4 separate regions of the Mus musculus genome follow, and regions 2, 3 and 4 are each linked to region 1. The links are chromatin loops, found by intact Hi-C in ENCODE. Cell type or tissue: gastrocnemius. All regions are shown on one strand. Each heading gives the region's core, and the rest is flanking DNA. Links, peaks and the distances in the headings are about the cores only.

The links. A loop is a pair of places that touch in the nucleus more often than their neighbours do. Peaks named below come from ENCODE experiments on the same cell type or tissue, not always from the same donor. Only the 100,000 strongest peaks of a DNase experiment are listed, where the experiment ranks them.
Region 2: a loop joins it to region 1, with 5 times the contacts of the local background. A loop is called at or near these places in 4 of 42 quality-filtered maps.
Region 3: it touches region 1 in a loop (3-fold over the local background); 19 of 42 quality-filtered maps call a loop at or near these places.
Region 4: a loop joins it to region 1, with 11 times the contacts of the local background. A loop is called at or near these places in 3 of 42 quality-filtered maps.

Annotation. Positions count from the first base shown.
Region 1 is chr4:123,214,657-123,220,124 of GRCm38, reverse strand. Nt5c1a (5'-nucleotidase, cytosolic IA) reads right to left here. Exons shown (of 6, transcript NM_001085502.2): 6 at 3,549-4,283. The coding sequence ends at 3,918. Among named protein-coding and RNA genes, the nearest start is that of Nt5c1a, 16 kb to the right of the region's middle. In gastrocnemius, for the core only: no CTCF peak of the experiment used is centred there; DNase peaks (open chromatin) are centred at 1,673 and 3,127.
Region 2 is chr4:123,390,190-123,395,657 of GRCm38, reverse strand. Macf1 (microtubule-actin crosslinking factor 1) reads left to right here. Exons shown (of 98, transcript NM_001199136.1): 63 at 411-652; 64 at 1,382-1,588; 65 at 4,488-4,607; 66 at 5,027-5,134. Among named protein-coding and RNA genes, the nearest start is that of D830031N03Rik, 19 kb to the left of the region's middle. In gastrocnemius, for the core only: a CTCF peak has its summit at 3,249 (motif pointing right); no DNase peak of the experiment used is centred there; H3K27ac peaks cover 550 bases.
Region 3 is chr4:123,152,560-123,158,027 of GRCm38, reverse strand. No RefSeq gene overlaps it. Among named protein-coding and RNA genes, the nearest start is that of Ppie, 15 kb to the right of the region's middle. In gastrocnemius, for the core only: a CTCF peak has its summit at 2,823 (motif pointing left); no DNase peak of the experiment used is centred there.
Region 4 is chr4:123,526,667-123,532,134 of GRCm38, reverse strand. All of the region lies in intron 5 of Macf1 (microtubule-actin crosslinking factor 1), which reads left to right. Among named protein-coding and RNA genes, the nearest start is that of Gm31156, 23 kb to the left of the region's middle. In gastrocnemius, for the core only: a CTCF peak has its summit at 2,677 (motif pointing right); DNase peaks (open chromatin) are centred at 2,733, 4,360 and 4,950; H3K4me3 peaks cover 1,234 bases; H3K27ac peaks cover 1,225 bases.

The DNA.
Region 1 (5,468 bases), core at 288-5,287:
CACATCCATAGGTGTTTCTCCACACACACCATCACAGTGGTTTTCGGTGAGAGCCATCAGCTCATCATACAGAGATGTTTCACGAACATTCTCAGAGCACCTGAAGTCCTTTCTGGCTGCCAGAGCCCAGCACAGTAATCAGTAGCATAGAAGGAGAGAAAAATAAGCCAGGCACTACAGGCACAGCTGTGTGCCAGCCTGCAGTGCCACCTACTGGCAGGAGAGGTTTCTGCACCTTGCCTTAAGGGTAGAACCCAGGACTGTGTCTCAGGAACCCTTTTCGGTGAAGTTGCCAGGCATGGTGCCAATGGTCCTCCTCATCATCATCTTCTTCATCCTCCTCCTCCTCCTTCTCATCCTCATATTCCGCTGGAGACAGGTGAGAAGCTGGCCTCCTTGGAGCCGTACCATAGCATCAGTGAAGGACCATCAAAGACCATGCACACCTGCTGGAAAGCGATGGTCCTCTAGAGCAGTTAATAAATCAGGTTCCAACTTTCATGCACCTCCAGCTGGGACAGGCTCCTGAAATGCTGCCTGCAGAATCCGAGGCCACGCCTGGGCTTTGTAAGGGGGACTATCATGATGGGATAGCGACTTCAACCGTGACAGTAGGTAGGACGGCTTACCATGTTTGTAGCGGATTCTGGAACATTCCATTGTGAGGGTGTCCCAGTGCTGACATCTGCTAGCTGGGTAACATTGAGCAAATTATGGTAGTTCCATGAATCTGTATGGTCCCGATACCTCAAGGGAGTAGACAGGGGCCACTGTACTGGTCTATCCTCGGGCAGGCTGGATTACCATAAAATGCATTTCCAGTGGAGGGGAGTGGGCAGCTGACATTATCAAGGGATACCCAGGGGCTTGGGGCAGAGCTATTTACTACATTTGACATTCTGATCATTGCTTTGACTGCATGGATACACACCAATTGAATGGAGGTGCAAACATCAAGTCGATTTTGGATTTGAACGTCTTGCTAGCTTCTATTTTCTTTCGAACATATTCTGCTCCATTCCCACGAATGCAGTTGGGCCATCATGAAGGGGAAAGTTTGCTTCCTTCTTTTTGTGATGGGGTCTCATGTAATCCAGACTGGCTGTGGACTGGCTGCGCAGCTGACCTTGACCTTCTGATTCCCCCTGCCTTCATCTCTCTAGGGCTGGAAGCATAGGTGGGCCCCATCATATCCAGTGTATGCATTGCTGTGAGTTGAATCCAGTGTTTTGTGTTCAGTAGGCAAGCATTCTACCAACTGAGCCAGATGTCCAACTACATCTGCCTCCCCTGCAGGGAGTTCTATGGCGATCTTAGCAGTCTCCATGCTTAATAACAAGCAGAGCCACTGTTCTGCTGAGGGACCGTTCTACTGGGCCTGCAATTCTGTTGGCAAGCGCTTTCTAGGAGGAGTGTCCTGCCAGACCTAGGGATGTGGTACTTCCAGCTAAAGGGGTCCAGTGTTCTGGGAGCAGTGGCTCCTCTACCCCAGTGCTGCAGTCTGAGGCTTCGCCTGGGGCTTTTGTTGTTCAGTTGGTTTTTTAAATCTCCTGGTAACACAATCAAGAAATAAAGCTTCATGCTGCCAGGCTCCTCTTCAGCTCGGGGGGCCACCAGGAAGACTGTCTGGCTGCAGCTAGAGCCTGCCCCCAGGACGTCTGGCCCGTTGTTCTAGCCTCAAAAGCTTTTGTCCAGGACCAAGATGCTCATCTGTGGTTTCAGTAATAGAATTTGGACCGTTCTGCACTGTCAAGCGCTGTCCGTATCTATTAACGGTGGCTCCAGAAAGCCACAGCCCTTTCCTGCACCTTATCTTCTTGCTCTGGCATGGCACCATTCCTGTTTCCTGGGAAACCTGGGAGCGTTTGCAGCCTTCATGACCAGGCCGTGGGCACTAGACATCATGCAACCCAGATCCCAAATTCAGCAACATCTGGTGCTGTCTTCACAGTACACAGGTCTTTCCTGACTGGACAATGTAAGGACAGTCTGTGGGCCTCTGCTCTGTACATCCTTACAAGCTTCTTGTGACCACTGTGAGCCTCTGCTGAGATCCTTCAAGGGCTGTTGTGTGACCCAGTGAAGATGGAAAGTGTCCTGAGGCCCAGCTTCCTCTCTCTTCCCCATTTCCTTTCCTTGCATCTGTTCTTAGGGCACAGAGCATCTCTGGCTGGGTGTGGGGTACCAATAGTGCAGGAATCCCCTTACAGACTTTGTTCTATCCCCAGGCCTCCTCTGATGTCCCGAAGGGTCCTGGTTATAATGATGGAAATGGCCCTGTGTAAAGACACCTTCACCTCATGCCCTTCTGTCTGCAATAATGCCAGTGTCCCCATAAAGCAGCTGTGGTGGGTGCCAACCTCACATTCCTTCCAGGACTAGCCTCTGCATGCCACAGACACAGTAGTGCAAGCCTGGTCCAGGGTCTCTCTTCTGGCCCACGTTGGTGCTCATTTCTGGGAGTCCCTGCACCTTCTTCTTCCTCCTTCTTGCAGCTGTCACCCTGGGACACACTGCCCAGATTGTCTGCTTGCCCCTTCTTGTCTTCATAGGGGACCAACCATCCACTCTTCCACCCTTCCTCTGAGTTCCAGGGATGCTTAGCAAAGGAGGAGGTGGACCATCACTCATCATGTGGAGAAGAAAGGGCTGTAGAGACTCGTGCAAAGATGGAGTGATTGTTAATACCTCCCAGGGAGGTCAGCTCATCCCAGAATCCTTTGCACAGTGCCCCATGAGAGCGTATCACTTCCAGGGTAGCTCTAACTGGCTTCTGCTCACTATCCACAGCAGAATCATGCTGGTGCACATTCAGCTCATTGCTCTCTAAGCTATCACTTCCTTAGCATCTTTGGTTTCAGAACAGACCTGACACTTCCCACATCTGTAGCACCTATACCTCAGGTTCAGTCTGGACAACGACTTGCTTTAGAGTCTATGCTCTCTCCAAATTTGGGGCTAGAGTTCTTTCTCTGCTAGGAGAACTTCCTTATAGCATGGCAGGTGGAAGTGACTGGCAGACCCAGGACCGAGGTGAGGAGATTGGCAGACAGGACTAACTGAACTTTGCCTAAAAGCTGAAGGCAAAGGGAACCCAGAGTTGGTAAGTTGCTAAAGCCTTCTCCAGGGGGAGCCTGCAGTGCCCCCTGCTGGCTACAGGAGAATTTGCATGTGAGTCACATTCCTCCCTTCAGGTCTTCAGACAAACCTTCCAGGTACCAGCTCTCCATGGCTCAGGTTAGCAAATCACAGCAAGCAAAAGGTCATCATCTTGTGCAGTGGTTTCTAAACATGGGAAAGTATATACAGAGCTTCTGGGCACTGCTGTGCATATTTCCCATTTGGTGGGCTTCAGGGTCGAGGGGCAAAGGACTGGAATCTAGCCTATGTCCAGGCCATTAGTTTTGTAATCTACACAGGTGCCATAGGTACCAGCAGCCCCAGCACAGTGATTAATTTAGTGCTTAATCTTATAAAACCAAGCTTCTTTGGCTAAAGAACAAATTGAAAACCACCTAAAAGGTGGAAGTAAGACTTAAGGCATGCAGTTCATGCTAGATTCGCTTTAGATGTTAAATCTACCCACTCTCACACAATGTGTTCTTTGCACTACATGAGACATTTTCCATTCCAAGCCCTTTGACATCCTGGCTTCTCTGACCACACCACTCTCTCTCCCACCAATTTCTCCCTGACAGCCGGACTACCCTGCAGAGCCCTGCTTTTGAGCCAGGGTCATGGCTGTGTTTGCCCCGAAGGGGTTTTGAGACTGCTGGTTCTGTTTTCATAACTTTCTAAGAGTACCTGGCATGGAGGGTTGACGGCAGCATGCAGGAGGGTGGACGGTGAGGAGCCAGAAAAGTTCACCAGATGAAGTTCAGAAAGTGTGACAGGGGGCCTGGAGCAAGGTGGCTCAGCTACTGTGCACCTAATGACTGCTTCGCAGCGGCAGCCCGCCGGGGATTCTGAGCCACACCATAAGGCACATGGGCGGCCACCGTGCCCATCTCCTGAGCTCCAGCCACGTGGAACATCTGGTCATCAAAGAAGATGTGTGGACGGATCTTCTCAAGAAGGGGACCCTTGGGTGCTCCAGCTAGGAATAAGGCCTCATCCGTCTCCAGGCCCCAGCTGCGCAGGGTCTTGAGGGCCCGGGCTCCGGAACTGGCTGCACTTCGCGCGGTCACCAAATACGTGCGAATCGGGCACTCCAGACGCAGGCCCTTGGAGTAGAATTTCTTTTGCAGTCTACCCAGTGCTTCCAGGAAGCCCTTTAGGGGGCCCTGTGGGAAAAAGGAGAGGGATGCTGATTGATTCATCCCTCCTAAACATCAACCCCCCCCCCCCCCCCGTCATCCTAAAGCCTCTGTGATTGGCTGTTGGGGTAGGAAATCCCTAAATCCTTTGGTAGTTTGGTCTGCTTGTTCTAGCTCCTGTGTGCATACAGGGCTGTAGGTACCTTAGTCTGGGATCTGTCTTAATGTGATTAGGGTTGTGTGAGAAAAACCATAACCAGGGCAACTGTTGCTATGGATATGCATTCATGTCTCCAGCTGCAATTTGTCCTACAGCTCTGTAAGTGTGGTCTTCTGTGCTCATCAGCAAAGAAGGAATTAGAATGAGCTTGTAATGATGGCTCGGGCACCTGCCAATCAGAACAGACTCTATTATCTGTGAACATCTGGGCCAGATGGGCCAGTGTGTAGCTACTGAATTTGAGCCTGCCTGTGGACATACACATATGTGGCTCAGGGTGTTGGGCTCAAGCTCTGGGGTCAGGGAGAGTGCCCACAACCATGAAATCACTGAGGACGTGTGAAGAGAGGACTGCTTGGTGCCAAATGTAGCTCATTCTCAAAGCAATTGGAAGCCAGGGAAACCAGGTTGTGAGTGGTAGGGATTTTCCTAGCCAGGCAACCTGGAGTAAGCTGTGCTCCTCTGGGTCTCTGTTAACCCAGAGTGGGACAGTGTCCTGCTCCCGGCATGCAACTAGATTTCTATAAAAGCTCAAATTGGAGTTCCCAGCAGAGGGGAATCCCATAGCTCCACCCACAGGGAATTCCTACCAAGCTCCAAGACACGGTTCTGTTCTCAGAGAGGCATTTAGAAGTGGAAGAGCCGGTGAGGTTCCCTGAGCCACATACGGCATGACAAGGGGTGACCCCGGGTCCCTATGAGGGTGCAATAGGAGTTCTTCTTGTCTCCCAGTGAAGGAAACAGGAGTTTCTGGCAGAATGGGGCTTTACTCAGAAGGGTATCCCAAGAGAGGAGCTGAAGGTCACAGGGAAAAGACAGTGGGTTAAAAAGTAGGCGTGTGTGTGTGTGTGTGTGTGTGTGTGTGTGTGTGTGTGTGTATCAGATTTTTGAGGAGGAGTGGGAACTTTTGGGAGGGTTCAAGTCTCAGAATGGGGCGTGGGTACTTCTGAGAGGTGATGGAGACCTTAGATGGGGGTTTGGAGGGAAACAGC
Region 2 (5,468 bases), core at 253-5,252, 180 kb before region 1:
TGTGGGAGCTTGACATGCGCTGATTGTATTGCTGTATGTGTTCCACAGAAACAGGTCACATGTTCATTTTCTGCTAAACCTTTTGAAAACTACTTAGTTGTCTTCTATCTGATTATAGATGGCACTTCCTCCTACCTCCTAATATATTGAATATCAGCATTGTCTGTAAAGTTTCAGAAACATCTAGAAACCCCTGCAATTGGATTTCAAGCTTGATCTCACAAATAGTTTATGTGATTAAGGGTTCATTTCCATTTCCAGTTTCCCCTCAGTTTGGGATATTGGGTGAAGTCAGGACATAGCAAGAGTCTATGAAATTTAAGCTCTCATTTAAAGACAGTATTAAAAGGCTCCTTTCCTCTCCGTGCTGAGAGCTCCTTGGTGTGAACAGTGGCTGCTGTTCTTCACAGGCGAGGAGGTACTGCTTATCCAGGAGAAGCTGGATGGGATAAAGACCCGCTATGCGGACATCACTCTCACTAGCTCCAAGGCCCTCAGAACTTTAGAACAAGCCCGGCAGCTGGCCACCAAGTTCCACTCTACATATGAGGAACTAACTGGGTGGCTGAGGGAGGCGGAGGAGGAGCTGGCAGCCAGTGGAGGACAGTCTCCCACAGGGGAGCAAATACCCCAGTTTCAGCAAAGACAGAAGGTAAGCCATCATTTTATACTGCAGCAGGCAAAGAAGTTTCATCTTTGTCTGTATCATATTTCCTTACCTTTACCTTAGAACTAAACCAAATGAACTCCTGCTTTCTCTCTTGTGTACTCATGACAACAAGATTTTACATAAAGATAAGGCTGTTGTCTGAAGAAGAAAGAAGTCAATTTCTAGGTTCTAAGTTTGCTTGCTGTGTCACCTATAATTCACCTCCACCATTCATTCTCTAAAGGGGGCACTGTTTGGAGACCAGAAGACAAGTGAAAAGGAGGCGAGGGAGATGGATGCGGGCACTAGAAGAAAAAGAACAAGAACAAAGCAAGGGAAGGAATTAAATGGGGGAGGTGCTTCGTAGTTAGTTCTAATTCTGCTGCAGTATCAAAAGCAGTTCTTGATGCACAGAAATCTTTGTGGGTATTTGTTATGTTAAATGCCCCTAGTTAGAGCATTAAGGAATAGAAAGAAAGAAACACTGTTTTTACACAGACAGTGTGACTCAAATCTTGCAGACAGTTGTAAATAAGCAGCAGCTAAGCTGAAAGTCAGGCAGGTTTCAAAATGATTGAAAATGTGAGGCAGAGAAAAAAAGAGCTGAAGGAAGGAGGTCAGTGCCCTGCTGGGATGTGTGCTGGAGATAGGCTTCCCCCAACCCCCCAGCACACACTGCTGCTGATGGGCTTAATTTAGCAAGGTGTGGCCTGAAAACCTTTCCCTCCTTAGGAACTGAAGAAGGAGGTCATGGAACACAGGCTGGTGTTGGACACAGTGAATGAGGTGAGCCATGCTCTCCTAGAGCTGGTGCCTTGGAGAGCCAGAGAAGGACTGGATAAACTTGTGTCTGATGCCAACGAGCAGTACAAACTGATCAGTGACACTGTTGGACAAAGGGTAGATGAAATTGATGCTGCTATTCAGAGATCACAACAGGTAATGTTTATAATGCTATGTGCTAGTGTTTTAGGTCATGGGATGTATATGTGGTGTCCAGTGCTATAACCTACATAAGTACAGGCTCAAGAAGAATAATGAGATCAAAATAAATAGAACAAACATACTTTAATAATGGTAAACACAGCCAGGCATGGTGGCGCACGCCTTTAATCCCAGCACTCAGGAGGCAGAGGCAGGCGGATTTCTGAGTTCCAGGCCAGCCTGGTCTACAGAGTGAGTTCCAGGACAGCCAGGGCTACACAGAGAAACCCTGTCTCGGAAAACCAAATAAATAAATAAATAAATAAATAAATAAATAAATAAGGTAAACACTTGGAAGAGTTTTGATCCAGATTAGGACCAAAATACTCAACCACTTGGTACAGAGAAAAAACTTGCAAGAAGAGCCCTATGTTAAAGCTATTTTTTAAATTTATTTGTTTTTGGGTTTTTGTTCATTTGTTTTACTTTTATATGTGTGGGTGTTGTGTTTGTATATATCTGTGCATCATGTTTATACCTAATACTAAAGAAACCAGAAGAGGGCCAACACATGGGTTCTGTAAACCAAACCCAGGTCCTTTGAAAGAGCTCTTAACCTCTTTGTACTATCTCTCTAGCCCTGTCTTGCCACCTTCCTTATATAGGATCTCACTGTGTAGCTCCATCTTAGCCTTAAATTGACAGAACTCTACCTGCCTCTGCCTGCTGAAAGTTGGAGTTTGCAGCACCACTATTTTAGCGTTAGATGGAAAAGGGGAAGATACCAAGAACTATAATTACTTTCAAATATGTAAACCAAAATAGCACAGCCAGCCAAAAGGGACTCTTAGTAAACACAGGTGTCATGTTTCCCTTTTTCCTTCCGCTTTGGTGGTTGGGGAGAGGCGGGGCACATCTTCATCATCTTCCTAAGACATCACTGTCACACAGCTGGTCATGCACTTAATACTATGCCATAACATCTCTCTCTCTCTCTCTCTCTCTCTCTCTCTCTCTCTCTCTCTCTCTCTCTCTCACACACACACACACACACACACACACACACACACACACACATATATGACTGGATGACCCCTTGGGTTCACAGTGATAAACAGATGTTTTCTGAACTATGAAGACTTTTTTGATTCCAGCTACATTCCCAATTTGTCTTTAGGTTTTTCCTAATCACCACCAGTTACCTTCAGTTACACTGTATTATGCTTGGAAAACTGATTCCTCACACGTGCCCTACACACATATGCTTTGAGACAGTATGATGTGGTCTAGTCAGTCCCCTAACACACATTCCCTGAACTCCTAATTCTTCTGCTTCCACATCCCATGTGCTAGCATATAGGCCTTCTCTGCCATGCCCAGTTCATTACTTTTCTCTTTAAATATAGGCTTAGCACCTTCTATTCCAAAAATGTGAAGTATTCCAAAATTTAGAAGATGTTATACCAGTAATGTCTATATAAATATTCAGAACACTTCTGTTCCTAAGCATTTCAGATAAAGGGAAGTCTTAGCTAGGGTTTTATTGCTGTGAAGAAATACTATGACCAGGGAAGGCAACCCTTGGAAAGGAAACCATTCCCCCCCCCCCCTATTTATTTAATGTATGTGAGTGCTCTAGCTGCATATGCACCTGCAGGCCAGAAGAGGGCACCAGATCCTAGGATAGATGGTTGTGAGCCACCATGTGGTTGCTGGGGATTGAACCTCTGAAAGAGAAACAATGTTCTTAACTGCTGAGCCATCTCTCCAGCCCCCAAAGGAAAACATTTCATTAATGCTGGCTTACAATTGCAGAAGTTTAATCCATTATCATCATGATGGGAAGCATGGTAGAATACATACAGTCACGGTGCTAGAGAAGGAGCTGAGAGTTCTGTGTCTTGATCCGCAGGCTACAGAAGGGGACTGTATCACACTGGCCAGACTAGACTTAAGTATATATGAAACCTCAAAGCCTGCCTTCACAGTGACACACTTCCTCCAACAAGGCCACATCTCCTTACAGTGACACTCTCTGAGCCAAGCTTTCAAACACATGAGTTTGTGGGGGTGCCAAAACTCTTCAGACCACTACAGTAACAGTGGTTAAAATTGAAGAGAAGCTTATAAAGATTAGAGAACTCTAATGATCAGCAGTTATACAAAGAATGTTCTTGGATTTTGTGATTGAGTTTGGGGTTCTTCTAGATTCCATCATCTAAGCAAGTTCTTTCAATTTAACACTACTCAACTGTCCATTGCCATTATAAATTTATGTTTAAACACCTATTTCTAGGCATGATGGTGCACACCTGTAATCCCTTAGGAGGCTAAAGCAGGAGAATTATCACAAGTTACCTGAGTTACATCAAAAGGCCTTGTCCCAAAAAATAATAAGTAAAGCTACTACTGTTTAGTGTTCGAATTGGAGAGAGTCAACGGAGCACCACTCTGTTAAAGTTCTCTAATTAGAAGCACACTTTGAAAGAGTCTAACGGCTATTTTTACTAAGTTTTATAACTTCATTTGAAGAAGTTGAATTCTAACTTTTCTATATCTTTGTTGTTGTAATTTTATTTTCTTTCTTGAAATTTTTGTTAATTTTGTGAGACAAGGTATGCCTGTTTAATGCAAGCTGGCCTCACAATTTTCAATCCTCCTGCCTCAGCCTCCCAAGTGATGTTGTCCTCCCTATGGTGCTGGGGATTGTACCCACAGCCACAAAGCCCTCCTCTCCAACCCCCTGCCCCCATAGCTTGGTTTATGGTTTTTAATGAAATTGTTCTCAGTTTTGAATTTACTTTTGAGGTACAACTATATTTCTGAAAATTCAGGCCTTTCTGTGTTGGATAGTTTACAGTTGCCGGACAGAGCTGCTGGCTGTATGTAACTGTTCATTTTTACTGACTGTTAGTACGAGCAGGCTGCTGATGCAGAACTAGCTTGGGTTGCTGAAACCAAGCGGAAGCTGATGGCTCTCGGTCCAATTCGTCTAGAACAAGACCAGACTACTGCTCAGCTGCAGGTGCAGAAGGTAAGTATAGAAGAGCCAGGCGCTCCCGTGTCCTTACTGGGACACGTCCATGTGCCCGTCCCAGATTAAGTAGAATGGTTTAATAAATGACGGTAGAAATTCATCGATAAATACTTGGCTTCAGTGAGAAAAATATGTTTTGTTTTGTGGATAAATAAACTTTTGAATCCGAGAAAGAATAGTTAATGATTTCCTAGATAATTTAGGAAGTAACGTGTTTTTGTGAACAACTAAAATGATGAGCATTGAAAAATAGTTTTGAAGATAAGCACAGATGATAGGTAAAAGTTAAACGTTAAGAATATCCCTTATGTCTTTTTAAAGCTAGGAATTTCATTTGTCCTGTCTGACATTTCATCAGTACAGGCACAGAGCAGGGTCCTTTCACTTCCTGATGTAATCATAGTTCATTTTCAAAGGCTTTCTCCATTGACATCATTCGACACAAAGATTCAATGGATGAGCTCTTCAGTCACCGTGGGGAAATCTTCAGCACATGTGGAGAGGAGCAGAAAGCTGTACTGCAGGTGAGTTGCACTTGTTATTCAGCTGCTGGTTTTTTAAATAAATTATTTAGTTTACATCCTAATCGAAGCTTCCCCTCCCTCCTATCCGCTCAGTCCCTCCCTTCCCTCCTCTTCCTCTCCTCTTCCTCTCCCTTTCACTGAAAAGGGGCGGCCTCCCATGCATATCAACCCACCTTGCCATGTCAAGGTGCAATAGGAGTGGGTGCTGCTTCTCCTATTGAGCCCAGACAAGGCAGCCCAGGTGGGGGAGGGAGACCCAAAGACAGGCAGACAAAGCCCCTGCTTCAGTTGTTAGGGGTCCTGCATGAAGACCAAGCTACACATCTGTTACACA
Region 3 (5,468 bases), core at 352-5,351, 62 kb after region 1:
ACTAAGAAAATGTTTTACAGCTGGATCTTATGCATATATTTTCTCAATTAAGCTTCCCTCCCTTCAGATAATTCTAGTTCTGTGTCAAGTTGACATCAGACTAGCCAGCAGGATTAACACACCAGAGAAGAGGATGACATGAATGAATATCTTCCAAATGAGTATTAAAACCTTGTATTTCCACTTTGAGGTGAGAATTCAAAGCTTTTGTCTGAAGGAGCAAACGTTTATCAGCCAGAAAGACAACAAGAACACCTGAGAAAAACCTGAAAACAAGAGCAAGCTTCCAGCTCATCGTGGTTTGGGAGAAGGCTAGTGTGTTGAAGGTTTGGTCCCTAATGCAGCAGTGTTCAAAGATGAGGCCTCTGGGAGGTGCCTGGGTCTTGAATGGCTTCATCTCATGACTAGAGTAACGTTGTTTACAGACTCATGGTTTAATGGGTTTGAAAGATCTGATACCTTCTTCTGGCCTCTGTGGGCAATACGTGCATATGCTACACAGACATATGAGCATGAAGAACAGCCGCACACATAAAGTAAAAATAAAGGCTAATTTTTTCTACTTCCTGGCCAGCATAATGTGAGCAGTTTCATTCTTCCACGTGTTTCCTGCCACAGTGTTCTGCCTCACCAGAGATCTGGGTTGGAAGGGCCAAGTGACTATGGGTTGAAACCTCTAATGCTGTGAGTCAAAATGTTTTTTCTTTAAGTTGATTTTCTCTGGTATTTGAAACAGCAACAAAAAGCAGCCCCAGGGGAGGAGGCTGCCAATTCCCATTGTGCATACCTTGCTATCTTGTATTTTATTCTCTGTTCTTCCTCAGAATTATCTTGGATATTCCTAGACATGTCTTTAATCTTTCTTATGAATTTTGGGTTCTGTGAGTTACACATTAAATCTTTGTTACATTTGTTTTTTTTTTAATTAGCCTTTACTTTTATTTTATGTGTGAGGTGCTCTGCAGGCATGTATGTGCAGCATATACACGTAGTGCCTGCAGGTGCCAGAAGTGGGGAGAGCTTTTTGGGGCCACTCCTAGACACTTGGGCAGACATTTGGCTGGTGTAAACTCAAGATAGAAATCTGACTTTGGGCCTAGACCCAGGAAAGCAGCCCAGATTAAGAGTTAATGCAAAACTCAGAGCGGCCTTCTAGGAAGCTTGAGTGGCATTCCTTTTGTCTTGGTCATCCTGACTAGCCCCTAGAAAGGTGTTTACGGGATTTTGTTTATTGCCTTGCTTGGTCCTTGACCCAGAACTGATCTTATCATTTTACATGTACTTAAAGTAGTATAAAAGCAGACTAGGAAAAAAAAAACAAACCTGTTTCAGTCTCAGAACTGGCTGGGGTCATGCTACAGGGTTGTCTAATTGTCTTTTTTTCTTTTTAATCCTCACTCCTGCTCTGGAGAACCTGTTGACTGTCTGAGCTGGCTTGGTCACAGACGAAGGTTATCAGGTCCTTCATAGCTGGAGTTAGAGATGGTTGTGAAGATAGGCAGATCTCTGTGAGTTTGAGGTCAACCTAGTCTATGTAATGAGTTTCAAAACAGCCAGGGCTATGTAGAAAGACCCTCTCTCAAAAAAACAAAACAAAACAAAACAAAACAAAACAAAACAAAGCAAAACAAAACAACAAGAAGAGCTGAATTTGAAGGTTTATTTAGGCAGACAAATGAAACCTGTCAGTGTTGTTTTTTTGTTTGTTTGTTTTTTGTTTTGTTGTTGTTGTTGAGTTTTGGAAGTTAAATATGTGAAGAGAAGAGCTAATGACTGAACACACAAAGCAATGTGCTGAGCTAATTATTATTTAGCTGTCATCTATTAGCTCCAAACCACTTGTGTCTACTCTATTGGGGCAGGTACTCTGCAAGTCCCTGCCTTGCCCAAGCAGGCTCCCATTAGTGAGCAGATAGGAGGAGACTGGGGAGGAAGAGGGGGCTGGCTCCTTCCTTTGGGTTATCTGAGTTTATGAGCATCACCCAGCAATCCTTCTTCAGCCTGGCCATAGCAGATGCTTCCTGTGGGCTGTCTGAAGACAGTTGACAGCTTTCCCATTCTTGCAGACCAACTCCATCCTGCTTCAGTTAAAAATTACAGTAACAGGGGCTGAGAAACTCCCCTTCTTAGAGATTGAGCTTCACTACTCAGGGCTCCTTAGTTAAGCTTGAGTTTTGATCATTTAAACACCTCCCCTTGGTTCTCCCATCTCAAGCTCCTGGAATCATTGTTTCCAAGATATCCTTTTCTTGCCTCAAAGCCTTGCAGTGGGTATGTCTGTCTGCACATGCTCCAGGCTTAGCCAGTATTTCTATCGTTTTATTGATATAGATAAGGAACCTGGCCCACAGAGCAATTAAGTCACCTTCTGTTGGTCACAGAGCTGGTGACAGTCATACTTTGATAGATATAATAGGTAATCTATTTTTCATATGATTCAGTTTCCTGTTGTAGTCATACTCTGCAGGTACCTGAATGGACCAAGCCTTTGGTCTATCAGGTTGTTTCAGCAGTATGTTAGGCATTGCGGTATTCTGCTTTTATGGGGAAGGAAGAATGGATGGAGAAAAGAAGGGGGGGGGAAGGAAGAATGGATGGAGAAAAGAAGGGGGGGAAGGAAGAGAGACATTTGCATATTGTTAGGACTGGACTTTGGTGGCAAATAGATCTTGAGTAGTATCTCAGAATTACCTTTTACTATGTACAACTTGCACAAATCAAATAGATCACTCTGCTTTTGTTAGACTCCATATATTCTCCAAATAGCTGCACAAGATTTTTAAAAAGGATGGGACATCAATTTGTGGCCTATGACTGCCCCCTAGAGGCAATATTAAAATACTGCTCCATAACTGTGTTAACTATAGTCTCAGAACTGTCCAGCCCAAAAGCCAGCAGTTTCTGCAAGTTAAACAGTCCCTTAGTTGATAATTAGTCACCGGAGTCTCTGCGTTCTTTGAATGGAAAGTCCGTGCTTCTTCGTGGGGATTAATAAGAGTTAGAGGCCTAGGAATATTGGTCAGGTAGTAAAATCCTGTCCTGAAAGCACAGGTCCTGAGTTCACTCCCTAGAAGCCAAATTTTAAAAAACAAAAACAAAACAAAACAAAAGGAAAAAAAGGGTGTGTTTCAGGATACGGTGGCACACACCTTTAATCCCAGCACTTGGGAGGCAGAAGCAGTCGGATATCTGAGTCAGAGGCCAATTTGTTCTACAGAACTAGTTCCATGAGAGCTGGGGCTACATAGACAAACTCTGTCCTTAAAAACCAAACAAAACTAAACCAGACAAACAAAGAAACAAACAGGTGTGATGGTAGTCCAGCATGGGGGGTGGGCAGAGACAGGCGATCCCTGGAATTCACAGGACAGCCAGCCTAACCTATTGGGTTGGCTAGTGTGGGTACAGGCAAACAGAAGAGCCCCAAAGAACCAACCAAGTCCTATGAAAATTTACCCACCACCAATAACAACAACCATGCTTTAAAGAAACAGACTACCCCTGGGTTATGCAAACTACAGCAAACAGCCAACTAAACAAACCCAACAAACAGACAGAAACCCAAAGGAATATGACCCAGTGCATCTTATTAGGCTAAAAAAGGTCTACAATTGTTCATCCTAAACTTATATAAGTTTGGGAGACCAGAGAGATAGGTCAGTGTCTAAGAGCATATACTACTCTTGCAGAGGCCCCAAGTTCAGTTCTCAGCATCTGTTTGGTGGCTCACAACTACCTGTAACCCCGGCATCCTCTGACTTTCAAGAATACCTGTGTGCACATATGCACACACACTTGTGTAAGCACACACATGCACACACAAGCACACGCATGCACACAGGTGCACACAGTATATATCTTTACATTTATATGAGTTTGGGAGTTAAAAGATATGTATATCTGACTCCATAGTAATATAGTACAGCTGGACTAACTTCACACAGTCAAGTGTCCCAGTGACAAAATATATTAAGCAGATACATAGAAGTTTGAGCGTGCCTCAGAAGCTCAGAATAGGTTTTAATGCCCCTCAGGTTTACTCAAAAATCTTTCTTTACCTCCAACAAACAAACAACAAAAGTATCTGCTGCTAGTTTTCAAAAAACAATTAATTTTGGAATTACCAATAAGGATTTTAGACCTACACAACCAATGCCCAACTAACCCAGGATGGTATGAAAAAAGAAAATTCAATCCAAATTTAGTCGTGAATATATTGGCAGAAATACTACAGTAAACACTAAAAAAATAGAATCTGGTATTGTATAAAATCAGTATGTCCTGGGTCAGGGGACCTGGCTCAGTTGGCAAAGTGCTTACCATACAAGTGTGAGGACCCAAGTCTGGGTTCCCAGAGCCCATGTTAAAAAAAACAAAAACAAAAACAAAAAAAACCTGTTTCAGTGGATTTGAGCACCTGTCATGCTGATGGAGGTGGAAACAGGATTCCTGGAGCTCACTAGCCAGCTAGCCCAGCAGAGTCACCCAGCTCCATGTTCAGTGAGAGACCTGCTCTCAACCTCTGGCTTCCACATGCATGTACATGCCCACACACGTGTACACTCAAATCATGTATACACGGACAAATATACAAATACTCCCACACATGCACGCACGCCTTCTGGTCATCGGGATGGATGTGCAGCGTCACTTTAAGAGTCAAGCTCACTGCAGAGCCCAAGAAACACAGGAGACACACTTACACCTCACTGAGAGGCCCAACAGTTGTCCACCACCCGAGCCCTGCTGTCGCTACATCCTAGGGGAACATGCAGCTGCTATGGACAGCAAGGCCTGAGGGAATCACTCTGGCTCAGCGTGCTGGCCTGCATCTCTCACTGCTTCCTACAGCTCTAGTTGTGTGAGCAGATGGCCTGACGCCCACCATCAACACCTCCAAGCCCACACAGCAAAGGCTGCATACACAATGCCCCCACTTATCTTCCCTTTGCAGTCTCCTAGGAAACAGGAGAGTTGAAGACCAAGGTCAGTGCTGTTCGAGCTTGCAGACTGATATGCATTTTCTCTTTATTCACAAATGGACAATTTAAAGTTAGGAAATTGGAAATCTGTCACTCTGGATGCCAGTTAGATGGTAAAGGGGGGAAATGACATGTTTTTCTTTTCCTTTTAGATTTATTTATTGTTATATGTAAGTACACTGTAGCTGTGTTCAGACACACCAGAAGAGGGTGTCAGATCTCATTATGGATGGTGGTGAGCCACCATGTGGTTGCTGGGATTTGAACTCAGGACCTTTGGAGGAGCAGTCAGTGCTCTTAACCACTGAGCCATCTCTCCAGCCCAATGAGTTTTTCTTCTTTCTTTCTTTCTTTCTTTCTTTCTTTCTTTCTTTCTTTCTTTCTTTCTTTCTTTCTTTCTTCCTTCCTTCCTTCCTTCCTTCCTTCCTTCCTTCCTTCCTTCCTTCCTTTCTTCCTTTCTTCCTTTCTTTTCTGTTTTGTTTTTTT
Region 4 (5,468 bases), core at 139-5,138, 310 kb before region 1:
AGAGCAGTCAGTGCTCTTACCCGCTGAGCCATCTTGCCAGCCTGAGACTATGGTTTCTAAAATACTTTTGACATATATTTTTAAAATATGTGTTGAATAGTTGGAATTCTTTTCTTTTATGTCTTTAGTTATGAAAATTCCAAGGACTGGGAGGTGTATGCAGTCCTTGTACATATAGTCGCTTACAGTGACACAGAAGTTAATATTTTGTTCTTTATTCTTCTGAGGCAGTTTTCCTCTTCTTTTTCTTAAAGGAAGTAAAACATTTCAGATACGTTGCTTCTTGCTCTTTCTGCTCTGTAGTAAATGTCCTTTTGAAGTTGGCACATATCATTTCTTATGCAATTTTGTGCATTAACAGCAGATTTGGAATCATAACTATGTGCTAGCATTTGTATGTTTTATATTTCCAACGTGCCCACTCCAGCCTTGTTCATGTAAGGCCCATGCTCTACTCCCAAGCTAAGGCCTGTGCTCTATTCCTAACCCAGCCCTAAGGTTTGTGGGGTTTGTCGTGATGGCGAAGAGTAGTGTGGCTTGTTCATCTTGGCGTGTATAGAGTGTGATGTGAATGGTACACTTCACAGCTGTGCCACACTTCCTTCCTTAATTAACTATAAGGGCTTTGTTGCCTTCACTTGTGAATAAAGTGCCATTTTTGCAGTGAACATCTGTGTATTGTGACCTTGCCATTGAAGAAAGAGGTTTGGGGTTAGACACCTGGTCTGGAATCCTTCCCCACCCCCCCCCACCCCCCCCACCCCCCCCCACCCCCGCGACAGGGTTTCTCTGTGCAGTCCTGGCTGTCCTGGGACTCACTCTGAAGACCAGGCTGGCCTTGAACTCAGAAATCTGCCTGCCTCTGCCTCCCAAGTGCTGAGATTAAAGGCAGCGTGTGCCACCACGCCCGGCTGGCCTGGAATTCTAGGCCTAATGTGGAAGTCAGAGGTCAACTCTATGGAGTTGCTTCTCTCCTCCCACCTTTATGTGGGCGGGGTTGTAGTGATTGAGTTTAGGCAGATAGCTAGCCCAGCACATCTCTGAATCACTGTCTCATCAGCCCTCCTTCCTTTTTCTTGCCCAAAGCTTGTCTACAAATTGTTCTGGAAACACCATTATGACTTATGATACTTGTTAGGTAATATTGTTATTTGTCATATTGCACGTTTGTTTGTTTGCACGTGATTCCTGCACTAGGAGTAAGCTTAGCAAAGCCAAGGACTTTGTTGCCTTCACAGTCTTTGCTTGTCATAAAATAAGCAGTCAATGAATATTCACTAAGTGGATGAATGTTCTATGAATTTGGTCATCTAAAAGCTGTGAAGGTAGATTGAACGGATAAATTGGCTATGATGGCTTATTAAATTAAATTAATTACTTTAATTATTATTATTAAGCATTGTCCAAATGAGGAAACTGAAACAGTAACCAGTTGGTCTCTTCGGGCCACATATCTTTATAGCAATAACAGAATGCCTTTTCTCTAGGTTTGGCTCAAGCACTTTTTGAGGTGTTGAGGACTTTTAGTTTGTGTGTCCCCACCTCCTTCCCAGAGCAGGTCTCTTGTGGCCCAGGCTATCCTTGAACTCCTGATCCTCCTGCCTCTACCTCACCACCGTGCCAGTTGGTTCTAAGTCCTCTTCTTCCTCTTCTTCCTCCTCCTTCTCCTCCTCTTCCTCCTCCTCCTGCTTCATGGTTGCTTAGTTCTTGGGGTATGATAAAGTGCCATTCATGTTCACAGAGTGAATGAATGACTGTGCATTTTAACTCTGGTTTTCTCTCAAGGAAAACTGTGGGTAATAAATGGTTAACTACCAAAAAAGCCAGAGGAAAAGACTTGAATAAGTAGATCCCAAAAGTTTGCTTTGTGAGAAGGCATAGCCATATGTTCATAGGCTATGCCAGGTGAGGGTCCATGCACACGTTAGTCCTGTAGTCAGTTAACTCAGAAAGAGTGGAAGCATCCCTGTCTAAGAAGAAAATCTTGGGGTTTATTTACTTTCCTTAGAATACAATCAAGGAAAAGAGGTGTACTGAGATCCCTGTGGGAGCTAGGGATGGCTCCTAATGTTTAGCCCCAGGCATAAATGGGAATAAAAGAGATTTACTATAGATCAGGCACTGAGCCAAGTGCTTTACAGACATTATATCATTAGCCTTGTCTTTCAACCCCATTATGTGGGTGGTAGTGTCCATATCTTATAGGTAAGAAATCTGAATCACTCAGTAAATTAGTTAAGCCACTTAGCAATTTGAACCTAGTTCCACCCTTCTCAAATTTCTGTTCCTGTCTTGACCAGTTTTTCTCTGTAGTAGAAAATGACGCAACTGACATATAGACATTTAGAAAAGAGTAGACTCACAGAAGTAAAAATAGAATAAGCTTAGTTCTATAAGCTTCCTAGAGAAACCCACTGCAGTAATAGTTCTACTATTAAGCAGCTATCTCTTTTTGTCCCAGGTTGATCTATTTGGGGGATTTTTTTTTATTAGGTTATATTTCATTAATGGAAGTCAAATGTGTACCTTGCTGCATGAAGCTTAATAGTACCCTTATTTCTGCTTTCTTCATTGTATTTGTGAAGGTTTGGTGGCCGCACGAACAATTTGGTTGTAATGTCATGATTTTTTGCTGGTGAACTGATCTGAGTTTCCCTTGCTCTGACTTGCTGTGTGCTGTGATGTCCATAAGATGGCGCTGCAGTTTTGCTGGCCCTTTAGTGCCAGACTAAGGGAAGAAGCACCCACTGTAGCTACACAAGAGCCGGCCGGCCGGGGCTTTAGGGTCTCTAGTTGCTTTCCTTCTGGGAAGACTCTTCAGGAAAGGTGATAGGGCTGTGCTGGTATATGTTTTTTGAGCTTACATAGCCAGGACAACATAGCAAAATCCCATTACATTCATGTACATACATACATACACAGTGTGTATGTGGCTTAGTGGTGGTGCATATGCCTCTAGCATGTACAAGGCCCTCTATTTGATTCCTGGCACTGCAGGAACATGAAAGATAAACTGCTACAACAGAGAAGAAACATGCATACCTCTTTTCTCCCACTCCATTCAGAGAGCCTTCGATTGCATGTGTTAGGCAGTGTGCTGGAAACCTGGTGGAGGAATTCTGCTGGCTGGCAGCGCAGGGTGTGGTCTATGAGCCTTACTTACATCAGTCTGAGTGAAAATCACCTGGGTTTCAGTCCCTCAGCTGCTCTCCCCAGTCAGCAGCAAGTGTTATTTCTTCGTTGCTTGGCTACAGAGTCTAGCTGCTAGTTTAGAACTATGGGAATATCTTCTTGTTTTATGGCAGTGGAGAGCAGATTTTTCTCCCTCTAGTAATTAATGGAGCTGAAATGAAAAGTCTCTCTTTTATTCTATGGGTATTTTCGAGACAGGGTTTCACTCAGTAGTCCAGGCTAGCTTCAGACTTGCTTTGAAATTCTTCCTTTTTAGCCTCCCAGTAGCTGAGATTACACACATCAACCATTTTGTCGTGTTAACATGAAGTCTAAATGGCTTGTGTCTTCCCCGTCCTCAGTTATTTCAACTTGGACAAGTTAATCAGCTTTCTTAAATCTGAGTTTTCTTTACTTAAAAATTGGGCCACACATGGCTGCTGTGAGAATATAACAGAATAATATATATTATCCTGTTACATTATATATATGTTATATATGTGTGTATCTTCACATAGAACTTGTTATATAGCAAGTACTCAAAATACGATAGCTAACTGTGGCAAAGGCAGTACTGATGATTACTATTGAACACTTATGTCAAATACTGTTGTCTGACTTTTATATTGTATTGACAAGTGATCACCTGTCCCTGAGGCTTAACATACTATACTCAAAATCAATTTCCAGGTTTTTCATCAGTGTGTCTGGCCATCCGAATTAGTGGATGTTACTCTTTGGAGCTGGCCATATATGCCACAGGAGGCTGGATTGTTCATACCCCTGTTTCTTTTCTTAATGGAAGGAGTGGGCTCTAATCTTTCTTAGGTTAAAATTTGATTATGTATATCTTGCTTGCTCTTTTCCTTTGGGCGTCTTGGAGCAGTGATTAAAACATATTTCATTTCATAGGTTGGGAGCTTTCATTGCGGCTTCTCTGGTCTTGTCTACCTGGCCCTTCCCTTCCCTTGCTAGTTAGTACCCACTGAGCTGGTTTGCTCTCCCCACCCCCTCTTTGATATTGTTCTCCTCCTCCTCTCTCCGGCTACCTCTCTCTCTTCCTTTCCCCTCCCCTTTCCATTTACTCTTACGTTCTCCCCTCCTCCTCCCTCTCCCTGGTTTCTAGCTCCTTTTTGCGTTCTGTTTGTGTTACTGAGGGCAGTGCTCCAATTACCTCATATTTGGAGAGAGGAAGCGGCAGCCAATCCGGTTTCTGTCTGCTTTTAGGTCAAGTGATTTCTGAACTGCAGTGAGATGCTTTGAAATTTGTCTTGTTGCAGCTCTGAGCCTGTAAGATGGCTGTCTGAATCGAGCGGCTGGAAGAGACAGAGAGAGGCGGGGAGGGAGGGAGAAAGGATTGGAGGGATTGCCGGCATAGTGCATGTTTTTTGGTTTTTGGTTCTTTTGAATGTGCATCGAGTCCGATGAAGCCGACATTGGAATGCCTCTGGGATCCGAGGACTGATTCAACTGCTTTATTTTCTGAGATTGAGAGAGGAAAGAAATGGGAAATTCACTGGGCTGTGTTAAGGAGCCGAAAGAGTCCATAGCTGTTCCTGAGAAGGCTCCCATATCTCCTAAGAAGAGGGTTCGGTTCAAAAGGAAGTGGAGAGGGAAGAAAATCCTTACTCCAGAAGCATCTCACAGGGAGGAAGCTTTGGAAGGCACTGGAGTCATTGAAGAGACTGAAACCCTAACGAAGTTAACAGCGAGGCTCCCAAAGGAGCCCGGAGTGGGAGGGGCAGAGCACCCCCCATCAGACATTTTCCTGCCCGGAGACTCAGCTCCCAACTCAGGGGTGGGCGATCAAGGGATGATTGTGCAGGTAAAGGAGAGCTTCCAAGCAGAGATCCAGACTGCTCACCTTTTGTTGGAGAATGAGTCATCAGTTGTTGGAGGGGCCTGGGATTCCCTGGAAGAGGGTATGACAGTCATTGCTCACCTGCTTGATAACCCAGCAGAAAGGAACTGTGAGAAGTCTGTGAGCCAACTGGTGGAATTTCCGAGGACAGCATCCTGCAGCAGCAGGGCTGTGCTGTTGCCTTTGCAGGGAGAGACTGCAGTGGAGCAGGGAGGCACTCTGCTCAGACATCGACATCGGAGCAGCACTTTGCCTCGGACGGATTACCCCTCTGAAACAGTAGATCAAGACCAACCTTCAGAGGGCTGGAGTGTGGGGGGAAGAACCAAGAGTGTTCCAAGTGCCCCTCCCACAGGTTCTTGGATTGCTAAGTGTTCTGTTGCTTCATCAATACCAAAACAGTCAGGAGACCCTATTCACACAGAGCCTACCCATG